Linked DNA regions of Homo sapiens: all the other regions are linked to region 2. Evidence: chromatin contacts called from ENCODE Hi-C data. All regions are on one chromosome and are shown on one strand. The core of a region is the stretch at or near the end of the contact, and the rest is flanking DNA. Distances in the headings are between cores, read along the strand shown.

Region 1 (4,276 bases), core at 1,420-3,919, 5.2 Mb after region 2:
TAATCTATTTCTGGTAAAGAGTTAATATCCAGAATATATAAAGAACTCCTACCACACAAGAAAACAACCTGATTTTTTAAGTGGGCAAATAACCTGAATAAACATTGCTCCAAAGAAGATATACAAATGGACAACATCACTGTTAGGAAATGCAAATCAAAACCACAGTTGGATGCCACCACATACCTATTAAGATAGCTATTATTAAAAAACAAGCAAAAACAAAACAGAAAATAAGTGTTGGAAAGGATGACCCTTGGGTCCAGCCAACCCTTGCATGTGCTGCTGGATAAAATGGAATCCTGGTGCACTGTTGATGTAAATGTAAAATGATAAAATGGTGCAACTGCTGTGGGAAACAGTATGATTGATTCCTCAGGAAATTAAAAATAATTACCATGCCACCTAGCAATTCGATTTCTGGATGTGTATCCAAAAGAACTGAAAACAGGATCTCAAAGAGATATTTGTACATCCATGTCCATAAGCAGCATTAGTCATGATACCCATAAGGTGGAAGCAACCCAAGTGTCCATCTACATATGAATGGATAAACAAAATGTGATACACGCATGCGCGCTCACACACACACACACACACACACACACACACACACATTATTCAGCCTTAAAAAGGAATGAAATTCTAGTATAAGCTACAACACAGATGAACCTTGAAGACATTATGCTAAGTGAATAAGTCAGTCACAAAAAAGACAAATACTATATGATTCCACAAATATGAAGTACCTAGAGGTGTCAAATTCCTAAAGACAAAGTAGAAGGATGGTTTCCAGTGGACAGTTTTTTCCACTGGCATAGTTTCAGTTTTGTAAGAGATTAAATGGGTATAGAGTTTCAGTTTTGTAAGATAAAAATAGTTTTGTAGGGTGGTTACACAATAATGTGAATGTACTTAACATTACTGTAAACTTAAAAACGGTGAAGATCGTAAATTTCATGTTATGTGTGTTTTAGCACAATTTTTTTAAAAAACAAAACCCCCGACCGGGCACCGTGGCTCACCCCTGTAATTCCAGCACTTTGGGAGGCTGAAGCAGGCAGATCATGAGGTCAGGAGTTGGAGACCAGCCTGGCCAACATGGCTAAACCCCGTCTCTACTACAAATACAGAAATTAGCTGGGCGTGGTGGCACGCACCTGTAATCCCAGCTACTCGGGAGGCTGAGGCAGGAGAATCGCTTGAACCTGGGAGGCAGAGATTGCAGTGAGCCGAAATCAGGCCACTGCACTCCAGCCTGGGCGACAGAGCAAGCCTCTGTCTCAGAAAAGAAAACAACAAAAAAACAAAAACCCATGTTAGAGTTAATGGTAAAATTGAATGGGAGGAGGTGTGAGGAAAAAAATATATTAATATGAAGAAAGTGGAGTCAGGTTACTTTGCACCTTGGAGCATGTTTTAACAGTGGTTGCATTAGTAGGGATCAGGAAGAGGTTTTGGGGCAGAAGATTAGTTCAATTTTTTTTTTTTTAAAGACGGGGTCTCACTGTTACCCAGGCTGGAGCGCAATGGTGTGATCTCAGCTCACTGCAACCTCCACCTCCCGGCCTCAACGATCTTCCCACCTCAGCCTCCCTTAGTTCAATTTTTGAAAAGTCAGTTTTGAAGTGACAATTTTATCATGCAGCAGATATACAGACCAATTAAATGTATTTAATTGGCCTGGCACAGTGACTCACGCCTCTAATCCCAGAGTTTTGGGAGACTGAGGCAGGAGGATCCCTTGAGGCCAGGAGTTCAAGACCACCTTGGGCAACATAGTGAGACCCTGTCTCTACAAAAAAAAATATACATATATATATATATAATATATTTAAAAACTTTAATTGTGAAAATATAATGAAATTAGTAAGTTATTTTCTAATTTACTAATTTCTGGTGGTCCTTGCTAAAGAGTGGCATATCAAGTTTATTTTATTGAACCTGTTTCAGATACTGCTGTTGGGGGTGAGCCTTTACCCACTGTTTGTTTTTGCTAGTTTTTGCTTTTGACTGCAGTCTTAGAAGGAAGCATATAGTAGGAATACAATTGATTTTATTATACATTAAAAAATTAAGTCCCAGAGTCCTATAATTGGGAATATCTTGAATAAAAACTTCATTAGAACAAGGTAAAAATATTGCTGGCCTTGGAATACAATCTAACACACTAGAGAGAGGTTTCTTCTCCAAGCGAGTATTAAAAGATATAATGCAGGTAAATTAGTAATAGCACGACAAATATTAGCTGCTATTATCATCATCAAGTTAAACACAAATGTATCACAAATACACGTACGTAATTCTCCGCAAATGTATATACTAGTCGTCGATACTGGTTCATACAGGTATTTTCATTTTTTACTTAAAAGTATAGCGCTCCTGGGAAAATCACTGATTAGGTTCAGATTAATACATAAAGCAGTAAGAACTTAAAGATAATATAAAAAGAACTGCTTTTAAAGGTTATGTTCTATGTATTGCACTGGGACGTGGAATATAATCCTTTTTACAGGAAAACTGATGCGCCTAGGAACCATTCTCTCGTGCGACTTGGTCTCCAGCCGGATCTCAGTCAGTATAGAACTAGGTTACCGCACACGTTGGCGGGGGTGGGAGGGTGTGAGACTGGCCTCCACACCACGAAAGATCCATCCCGGAAGTGCTTACTGGTCGTCTCCATGCGCCGGTTCCTGGGCGTCTTAGAGCCAAGGCGCGAGGCTCGGAGTGAGAGGTAGAGCTGGAGGGGACCCTAAGCGCCCTCCGCCCGGGACGTGAGCCGCTGCGCCCACCGGGCTAGACCCGGCGCCATCATGCTGCTTCTGCCAAGCGCCGCGGACGGCCGGGGCACCGCCATCACCCACGCTCTGACCTCTGGTAAGTGCCCACCCAACCTCGGTTCCTTCTCACCTCAGCTGCCCCTGCCTCAGTCCTCCGCCTCGGCAACCCTGGGCTCTCTCTACCCTTGACCCTGGCGACTAGCCCCGGGGCCGTATGGGGCCGTGACGAGTGCCTTTTTGCTCCGTGTTTTAAAGTAATCCTACCCTAGATTAGAAGGAAGGAGGGTGAGGGGTGCCTTCCTTTTGCTCCTACCGTTGCTTCCTCCTCTCGCCGCTGCTGACTCATGGATTGGGCTGAGCATTTCGGGACGGAACCCCCCAGCACCCCAGAAAGGTTCTCATAAGCATCTCCTTGCCTACGGTGGAAAGACTACGCGCAGCGAGCACCCCACGTGCCTGGGGTCGTACAAAGCTTTGCTACTGGCGCTCTCTTAAACAACTTTCTCCCTCTCTACGTTTGCTCCGGCCTTGTTTTTTAAATGTCACAACTCAGACACCGCTCCTCATACTCGGTGTTCAAAGACTGTGCTGCTGAAAAGATCCGCGTAGACTTTGAAAGGCAGTTATTACAAGTGAAACTTGTCCTGCTGCTGTAGGTTTTAGTTTTATGGCCCAGGACAGTCATGAGTATTGTAAACTTAAGAGTCTTCAGGTCCAGTGATCTACAGTAATTCCCATAGCCAGTCACATAGGCGCTTGTTGAATGTGATTTTGAACATAACCCATGGCACGTGTTGCATTTATGTGTCTCCGTGTGCCTCTTACAACTAGAGCAAAAGGCTTAAAAGGCAGTGTTCTTAAAAGCCACACACCCATACTACACAGGTAGTACCTTTTTGACAGTGTTTTAATCCTCTCCTGTGTAAGGTGGAGGAAATCTTAAAATAAGTTGTTCAGGGATTTTCCTTTTTTGAATTGCTAGTATACACATGTACAGTGATTTACCCCCACTTCCCAGGAATAGATGATACCTTTACTACAAGTTTGTAATTTCAGAGAGTTTCTGTGGTCTCATTCAAGCTTCCTAGGAACTGAATGAGATAAATAGGTATTGTTCCCATTTTACAGGTGAAGACATCCTGATTCATTTCAGGTCACATAGCCACTGTCAGACCTAGTCTAAAACCCAGAGTGTCTGGTTTCAGATTGAGAGCTTGTTCCACTACAGCTTAGCTGCATTAGTAAATTCCCATTTGCTGCTTGGAAAATTGCTTTCAGGACAAATTCTTGTTAGTGAATTCTTAAAATTTTTAAGAGCTATATTCAAGATTTTAATAATTAAGACAGTTTGAGTTGTCTGGGTGCGGTGGCTCACGTCTATAATCCCAGCACTTTGGGAGGCCGAGGCAGGTGGATCACCTGAGGTCAGCAGTTCGAGACCAGCCTGGCTAACAGGGTGAAACCCTGTCTCTACTAAAAATACAAAAAAGTAGCTG
Region 2 (4,535 bases), core at 22-2,521:
CAAACTCAGTAGTTAAAATATTTCTTTTACCTTTAAACCATTAAAGAAATGTTAACTTAGAATTCTTGACAATATGTATTCAATGACTTGAGATTCAAAACGAAGGGATGGATCCTGTTTTTTGAATACGGGACCACCAGAGTCCTTAGTAACCTATAATGCCATAATAAGGCTGACGAAAAACACTACGGTTTGTGGAAATTGCCTGGCTTCCTCTCCAGCGGCCTTTCCTGAGAGTAATTAGCAGGCAGGTAGATTACTTATTTCCAGAGAGTTACTCGTAGTCACGGGTACCAAGAATCAAGAACCACTTCTCGGTTTAAGGAACACAACAGTGTGTCCCATGGACGCTGCGTCAACTGCAGGTTGCTCCCTAGTCAAAGGGCGGATCTAAAACTGACAGGGAGGCGCCTCACTGGTTCAGCAGACGTTATTCCACGGTCTCAAGGTGGACATCTAATGATTTTTTTTTAGCAGACTAGTTTTGTATTGTACAGACTTCTCATCCCCAAGACGGCCCCGCCAGCCAGCAGCCCGTGCCTTATTCCCCAGCCTCGGTGGGCGGCTGGGCTAGACCCTCCAACCTTCACCTAAAGGCGACTGGCACTTTCCCTGCCCGCCCAGGCCCCGCCGCAGAAGCTGCCCGAGACCCGGGCTCTAATCCGGCGCCCGTGAAAGCCGGCGCCACAACCCAAAACACGATTCTGTGATGCGGCTGTCTCCGTTCTTCCATTCTCTCGGCCAAAAACATGCAGCCCATTGTCCCTGCGGCGACCGTGGCGGACACCGAGGCCAAGTCAGCTCACAAAGACAGGCCTGGGCTACGGGGACCCTCCGAACTCCCCTCCCCACGACCCCGGCCTCGTCCCTCACCTGCACCCTCCGACTACTGCTGCTCCTCCACAGAGCTGAGGCGCTGGCGACCCTGACGATCGGCTCGGGTCGGCAGCTTGGGCCCGGCCCCTCACCGCGGCCTCCCGGAGCTGGCACGCACCCTAATCTCGGTCGTACACCGACCTAGCGCTCCTCCTTCCCCGCCGGCGCCCAGTCCCCTCTCAGCCAGCTCCTCACAGGCAGGAGGTAGCCGCTGGCGCCACCACCTCAGAAGACCTACACGAAACGCTTCCCCATTGGCTTCTGCCTCCCCACGTGATCCCGGCGCCCTACGCGCACGTGGAAAACTGTTGTTGCTGCTAGGGCTGTGCGCCACTTCCGGCTTCAACCCCCGAAAAGGCGGTGCTTAAACCGGAGGAGGCGGAAGTGAGTCGACAGACGAGGCGGCTTTCCCGGCAGAATGCTAGCGCAGGCGCAGGGGCTCGAGAGGCCTGGACCTGTGGCGCATCCTCAGTGAGGAGGGCCGCCCTGCATCCGTCGCCGGCCCCGGTCTCCAGGGGCCTCACCCGAGTCATGCCCCGCTATTGCGCAGCGATTTGTTGTAAGAACCGCCGGGGACGAAACAATAAAGACCGGAAGCTGAGTTTTTATCCGTAAGTTGTTTCTGGAGCAGAAGCGTCAGCCTCGCCGTGAGGCCTTGGACCTGTGGCCTTTGGGCTTGGGTGTCTCCTGTCCGCTCTGCCAGTGAGTCCTCAGCTCTCCGTACGTGGCCCGTCGCCCGCGGCAAGACGGAGGGAAGGCGCTAGTTCAGTTTAGCTAGCAATGCCCTTCTTGCGCGAGGACTGCTGGCTGGTGGCGAGGCCCAGGAGCCTGTTTGGGTGTTAACAGTTAAAACAGTAAAGTTTGCGCGGGCTTCTGTGGTTTTCAGTCTTTTCCCCACTTCACGTGATCTCATTTCATTGAACAACATTAACCACCATTTAAGATACGTGAAACCTGCGAAGTGGAAAGGTGCACGCAAAGTTAATTTACACCCCCCGCGAGGTAGGTCGCATAGGTATAATTTCATCCCACTTTTCTCCTGAGGAAACTGAGGCCCGGAATGATTAGGTAACCGACCTTGAAAGTTTAGTGTCAGAGCCAGAATTATAAACTAGTCTTCTGCTTAGGGCTGTAGATACTCTGCGGAGAACAAGGTTTTATTCTGTTACTCTGAATTACTAGAGCCACGATATATTTCCATCAAACTACTGAAGCACTGATTTTTATTCAGAAGTACAGACAAGCAGTGTCGTATAATAATTAGGGGTCCAGGCTTCAATGCTAGATCCTGGTTCCACTATTCTGTAGCTTAATGACCTCTTGGAAAGTATTTAAGCTTTGGTGTCTCACATATCTCATCTGTAACATGGAGATGTTAATAGTACTCACATGATTAATAACACATGAAAAGCAACATATTTAAAATACTGCATTTCCATTTTTTCTTGTATTTAAAAACAATTCATTTAGATCTAACCTGGTTCAGATTTTCAGCAGTTGTTTTGTGCTCATTTTACTTTAGACCTGAAGGACTTATTCATTAATGATTCGGCTGCTTTCCAGTATTTTAATTAATGGAAAAAAAATTGATAACCCCACCAGGCGCGGTGGCTCACGCCTGTAATCCCAGCACTTTGGGAGGCTGAGGCGGGCAGATCACCTGAGGTCGGCAGTCTGAGACCAGCCTGACCAACATGGAGAAACCCCGTCTGTACTAAAAATACAAAATTAGCTGCGCGTGGCGGCGCATGCCTGTGATCTCAGCTGCTCGGGAGGCTGAGGCAGGTGAATCGCTTGAACCTGGGAGGTGGAGGTTGAGGTGAGCCGAGATCACACCATTGCACCACAGCCTGAGCAACAAGAGCGAAACTCCGTCTCAAAAGAAAAAAAAACTGATAACCCCAAGTAATTCACAATCCATGGCAATATTTCCAGGATTGTCTCCCTTGAAGCCCAGCCTCAAGATGCAAAGAGATGTTTGGGGGAGGAAAACAATCTAATCCACTTTCAGTTTATAGGGAAATACTACTGTACTAATGGCTCTATCTCTGAGAATGTTTGTAGCAAAAGATCATGTTGAACTTGATTTAACCCCGTATTTCCCAGATTTATTTGGCCTTTGATATTGGAGATGGGGTATAACCCCACACTGAAATTTTTAACTAAACTTTGTGGACCTTACAGTAACTTTTTAGGAAGGAAAAAATAATGCAAGTGAATTGTAAAGATTTTTTTCACTGAAAATGTGAATTTAGTAAAAGTTGTATTATTTCTAGGGTTTTTAAAAAATTTTCTTGTGTAATCCACAAAATAAAAATTGAATTAGTTTTATTCTCCAGTAGCGTCAAACTTGAATTGAATTTGCTCATGTTAACACTACAGCAAACTGTAGTTTAAATGTATATGAATTTGGGAATTCAGTTAATATAGTGTCCAGTTTGTACTGTGATTATCTTATGCCTTTTGGGGAATTACATAAGACAATGAAACAAAATTATCAAATGAATTGAACCAATATAAAGACATAATTTATTCAGGAAACATGATCAAGATTTCTTAGAGATTTACCTATTGAAGCAATACAATCCAGTAAACAATAAGGATATTCACAAAGTTTTTTTTAATGAGTTGATAACTTAGCATATAGGTACAATGGAAATAATTTGCAAACAGCATCCATATACATGAATTTACAGTAAAAAGCATTATTGTAAAAGGCCTATTCTCATTTCAGTTGTAACAAAAGAAATGAATTTACCAATGGCCAGAAGAAGTCAGGTCCTCTAAAAGAAAATTTGTCTGCCTTTAAAATTCCTTTTCTGGTTATGCTTGTCATACTTACAACCTAATATTTGTAAAGTTAAAATATTTTTAAAACATGATTAATATTGCTTCTGTGGTTGGAATTTCCAAAGGTAGTTTATCTGATTTTTTTCCGTATGAGGATATCAGGATTAAAAGTTATATCTTACAGAGTACCCAGACTTTCCATGGCATCTTAAAAAGTTACCAGAATTTAGGGGGAAAAAATGATGCTACTACAAAACATAAGCTAAATGATTGGGATTGCGGGAAGGGAGTGTATAACAGCTACATTTTATATGAGAAACCTTATATTGTTACTATTTTTAAAAACAGGAAATTATGTGGTGTCTTGGACTCTGTTCTTGGAAAAGTACCAAATGGAATATAAACCATTTTCAAATATTGTTTTGTATACCTTGACCCAAACCTTTTTAGATTGATAGGAAAAATTTTCTATCAAATTCTGCCATACACTGTAATGTTAGCACCAACTTTAAATCCAGGTTATTGTCAGGTACAGGAACAAAATGTATACAGCGCTGTCTTGCCATTTGTATTTGATTTGTTTCATATAAAATATCTGAGACTGTCCCTTTTAACATGTTCCATTCTTTTCTTCTATCAGTTTCTCCTTCAGAACTTGAAATTTGGAGTTCCCAGTTCATTGGTTATAGAAGTGTAGTACTATTAGACTAGATTACTTATAGATAGAATTAAAGATGATGCTAGTAAAGAGAATATTTTCAGTACTTTTTCAGCTAAATCATTTGTTTGAAATAACATCTTATTTTTTAAATATTAAATAAGATTGTAAAGCTTAATACTGCCTTGAATTATAGACAACAAGCCATTTG
Region 3 (4,648 bases), core at 1,401-3,900, 5.4 Mb after region 2:
ACAAGAAGCTGCCGGGTGGCGGTGGCTCAAGCCTATCACTTTGGGAGGCCCAGGCGGGCAAATCACTTGAGGCCAGGAGTTCGAGATCAGCCTGGCCAACATGGTGAAACCCCATGTCCACTAAAAAGACAAAAATTAGCCGGGCATGGTGGTGGGCACCTGTAGTCCCAGCTACTCAGGAGGCTGAGGCAGGAGAATCTGGGAGGCAGAGGTTGCAGCGAGCCAAGATCTGGCCACTGCACTTCAGCCTGGGTGACAGAACGAGACTCCGTCTCAAAAAAAAAAGAAAAAAGAAGAGGCTTTACAAGAACCCCTTCTTTTATCCCTGGAAGAGGCTGTGTGTGAAACCAATGCCCACAGTTTGAAGGGCATTAGCATTCATCTTAGGGGAGTGTGGGTTGGCTGGCTTTCAGGTAGCACTTTGACCTCACACACCCATCTACTATGTCCAACTGGTCTGTCTGCTTCCCTCAGCCTTAACCAATAAAGGACAAGGACTTAAAAAAAAAGAGTGGGAGTGAGGGGAACAAAGGGCATCTTTTTTTTTTTTTTTTTTTTGAGACAGAGTCTTGCTCTGTCTACCAGGCTGGAGTGCAGTGGTGCCATCTTTGCTCACTGCAACCTCCATCTCTGGGGTTCAAGCAGTTCTACTGCCTCAGCCTCCCTAGTAGCTGGGATTACAGGTGAGCTCCACTATGCCTAGCTAGTTTTTGTATTTTTACTTGAGACAGGGTTTCGCCATGTTGGCCAGGCTGGTCTCGAACTCCTGACCTCAGGTGATCCTCCTGCCTTGGCCTCCCAAAGTGCTGGAATTACAGGCGTGAGCCACTGCGCCCAGCTTTTTTTTTTTTTTTGGGGAAATGGGGTCTTCTCTGTTGCCCAGGCTGGAGTGTAGTGGCGTGATCACAGCTCACTGCGGCCTTGATCTCCCAGGCTCAATCGATCCTCCCACCTCAGCCTCTGGAGTAGCTGGGACCACAAGGGCGGGCCATCAAGGCTGGCTACTTTTTTTTTTTTTTAATTATTATTTGTAGAGATGAAGTCTCGCTATGTTGCCCAAGTTGGTCTCCAACTCCTGGGCTCTAAGGATTCTCCTGCCTTGCCCTCCCAAAGTGCCGGGATTACTTCTCCGTTGCTTAGTCAAGAACACTATGAAGAACTTTTGAGTAGTAACTTCAACTTACCCTTTGGGTTTGTATGTATGCTGTTACTTTTTTTTTTTTCTTCTGTTGCACAAAGGTATTATTCACCTTATGCAGTTTCAGCTCCACCCAGGTGCAAGCAGCTCTTAATCACCCTTAAGTTCAGCAGCCACTCTAAGCTAGCCTGAGGAGATAAAGTCCACACTTGACATACAGTTCTTTACATTCCTCCAATGTCACACAGGCACATTCACTTTCAAAATGCAGAATAGTTTGGTCTGCATTTTTCTGCCAGTCTTATCTGCATTTAGAACCTGTGGTGGTGGTTTCTTTTTTGCCAAGATAACCCCAGGGACAAGCTTTTTTTTTTTTTTTTGACCCTGGCACACCCCAGGACTTTTATAATCTTTTTGCCCAACAACCCATTGTTGAATTTTACTTCGACATGCCTGTACTTTACTTCTTGAAACAACTAATTTCATTCTGCAGTTTAAAAAGCAAATCCAGTAAGAAACTCAGAATCACAATCGTATGCTCTTTCATAGTTATCCTAGCGTTAAAAAAGATGCAAATTTAGATGAGAACCGTGTGTACCAGGGGGCTGTGACATCATTTTAAAAGTAAACGATCACACAGTGAACAATGCCGTGCTCCCATTAATATTCAATACGTACTGTACAACATTTCAAATTAGAGTTTAGTTTCTTCGCTACCAGGATCCTAGCGCCATAGGCTGTAAGTATTCAAATGCTTCTCGACTGTGATTGAGTTGGCTATGACAGTCCGTCAATGGGTCTGCAGGATCCCATTTAGTTTTAGCAACTGTGGCTGGTGTCCAGGAATGCGTTCATGCGATCTGAAAGTAAGCCTCTGGCTTAGGACAGCGGGGGGAACCAATTTGATCTTAGGAGGGTCCCTGCAGAGTGTTTGAGTCGCGAGGCGGGCCGGGGCAGGCCGCGTGCTCCCAGGCGCTTCCTTTACCAAGATGGCTTCGGCGCCCCGGCCCACAGGGGCGGCCATCTTGGTAAGGGCTGGAGAGGCAGCCTGAAGGAGGCCACCGCTGGCCCTGCTGTCAGATTCGAAGGTCATAATAAGGGAGTGACCCGGCGACGACTCGCCCCAACGATGGCGAGGCGGCGAGAGCTGAAGCGCTGCCTGCAGCTGCTGGCGTCCTCGGCGGAGCCAGCGCGGCGGGCTCGGGTTAGGAAGAACCCGAGCGCCTGCCGCGGTCGCCCCTCCCGCTACGCGGCGGCGCTTTGCGCGGGGACTCTGTGGCCGGAAGCCGCGGAACTGAGGCGGCGCGCGCTCCCGGCCACCCCAAGCGCGAGGTGAGTCCGCACCCCCGCGCTCGCACCCCGCCGCTCTGGCCGCGCGCCCGCGGCCCGGGATCCCGAGTGTCCGGAGCTCCGTGGTTTCTGTTGGACCTCGCGGGAGGCGGTTTTCTCCCGCCTGCTGTGCTCTGTGACCTCTCTGCTGCCTCCTCCACGGTCTCTGGGCGGAGCAATCCACACTGCTGAGCCTGGGGTGGTTTGGAATTCTTCGGCGAAGTGGAGCGGGCTGAGAGTGGGTTTCCCGTCCCCGAGCCCTCCCTCATCTCGGAGATGCCGCACTTGTGAGCGACAGGGCTTCATTTGAATTTTCGCACCTCGCGAGTTGCGGAGCCTGCATCTCTGAAGCTGCCTCGGTGAAGAGCCACAGCATTATTTTTTTTCTCTTTGGGAGAGTAGCTGTCTGGGATTTGAGATCCTATCTTCCCTGCAAATTACCAGGTTGCATCTTCACTGATAGGAATACATGTGGGTTTATCTTCTTTTGGTTGTATGTAAATGAATGGGTCGACAACTTCCTCCGAGCAACTTATTGTTGCTTCATCTATAGTGTTTATCTTCTAAAAATCCATTCCAACAGGTTTCTCCCCTTTTATTTTGGAATAAGTGTACTTATTTAACTATGGAATGGAAATGAAGAGCAAAAAAAAAAATGGGGCTAGCTGGGGAGGGGTGGTGGAAGGCTGTGCTTTCTTGAGTTTTCTGTTCTGTGGTTGTTTGCTTCTTATAAATTGGGTATTATTGTGGGCTTTTCAGAACACGTATTCAGATAGGTTTTTGTTGTTGTTGTTTTGTTTGTTTGTTTTTTCCTTTTTTTTTTTTTTCAAGCTAGAGCTCGATATGGTAGATACTCTTCCATGGGTTCCGGGATCACATGCATTCATTATACGTCAGTTAAACCTGGAAAATATTAAGGGAGTGAGTAAAGTTTAACAGCCTTTTAAAAAGTCATTTAGTTCTTGTCTTTGCCTTTACTGTACGTTGTTATATATACATGTTATAATATGACTGACTCACCTGGTTGGCTTTGGCTTAGCATGAAATGTTTGCTACTTGATAATTCTGATTAATTTGTCCAGGAAGTCATTCCTGAGATGCAGTTCTTCAAATTGAGAAATAATTCCCATGTTTGTTAAAAAATGGAAATCTCTAACATTTCCATTTCTATTTTCAGTTACATTGGTTATGAATTAGCCGCAGACATGGACATCGTTTAGAAAGAAGTTATGTAATCTTTAAAAAGAAGATTACCTATATCCCACAATAGTGTGATTTTTGTTGCAAGAAAATACTGGGTCTGTTAAAGAAGAAATTTAGGGTAAAAGTACTTATTTAAAATAATAATTTAAGGAGAGATTGAGGGGTTAAATTTGTTTCAAGTCAACTGAAAATATAGTCAGGATTTTCAGAGATTTTGTTTTGTTAACATTCTGCAGGCTTTCCTGCTACAAGAATTATGGTAAGTCTCCAAGAGATAAAAATACTTAGTGTATTTCTCATACCCTTATTTTCACTCAGAATTCCAAATTATATTGTAGAAATTCTATGTTACAAAATTCTAATTTTAAAATTAGTCCAGTTATAACTATATGAAGAACATTTTAGCATAAGCATTCCATCACAGGGTTTTGGTTATACTTTAGTTGATACAGTCATTCTTGTGTTTGTTCGAAAGGGGTATTATGTTACTTTGAGTATTTGTGAGTTTGGTAAACTGAGAGGATTTTTATGAACATTTAGTCTGTGTTTGGAAAAGCAGTATTTGCCTTTAATTTTGTTGTTTCATTCTGCTTTTTCTTTGTGGTGATGGATAGCTGTGGATATAGTGAGTTTTTCCATTGCTTTCTACACTTTGTAAATAAGAATATAGCTATAGCTGGAGGACTGTTGATCTGGGCTTTTTAGGTTGAAATGCATACACATAAAAAGTGTTTTCATTGAAGTATTATTAGGGAAATGAACTGTATGTATAATTAATCGTTAAAGAGCACTTTTATTCTGGAGGCCAGTGAGGGCATGCATAAAACTGGCATTAAAATATCACCCATGTGATTTCCAGCATAAGATTCAAGTAATATTTCATTCTAACGCCTATACTACTGAATAATTCTGTCTACAATTTATAGTGCTTTGCTTGATTTGTCTTTTGAATTTATTAACCATTTATTGTGTATTTAA

Evidence for each region. A loop is a pair of places that touch in the nucleus more often than their neighbours do. Pooled maps may share reads with other maps.
Region 1: a loop to region 2 is called in a pooled map, with 12 times the contacts of the local background. The contact joins the promoter of DNAJC2 here to the promoter of THAP5 in region 2. A Hi-C loop is called at or near these places in 6 of 50 pooled maps.
Region 3: a loop to region 2 is called in a pooled map, with 11 times the contacts of the local background. The contact joins the promoter of NAPEPLD here to the promoter of THAP5 in region 2. A Hi-C loop is called at or near these places in 5 of 50 pooled maps.

Annotation. Positions count from the first base shown.
Region 1 is chr7:103,343,160-103,347,435 of GRCh38, reverse strand. DNAJC2 (DnaJ heat shock protein family (Hsp40) member C2) reads left to right here and starts at 2,669. Exons shown (of 17, transcript NM_014377.3): 1 at 2,669-2,877. The coding sequence starts at 2,814. It also overlaps a transcript of PMPCB not described here. RefSeq lists an enhancer at 2,487-2,726.
Region 2 is chr7:108,566,442-108,570,976 of GRCh38, reverse strand. It overlaps THAP5 (THAP domain containing 5), which reads left to right and starts at 1,271. Exons shown (of 3, transcript NM_001130475.3): 1 at 1,271-1,487. The coding sequence starts at 1,408. DNAJB9 (DnaJ heat shock protein family (Hsp40) member B9) reads right to left here and starts at 1,103. Exons shown (of 3, transcript NM_012328.3): 1 at 874-1,103. RefSeq lists enhancers at 948-1,675, 1,209-1,688.
Region 3 is chr7:103,147,101-103,151,748 of GRCh38, reverse strand. NAPEPLD (N-acyl phosphatidylethanolamine phospholipase D) reads left to right here and starts at 2,650. Exons shown (of 5, transcript NM_001122838.3): 1 at 2,650-2,938. LOC105375434 reads right to left here. Exons shown (of 3, transcript XM_047421168.1): 2 at 1,185-2,731. The coding sequence ends at 1,929.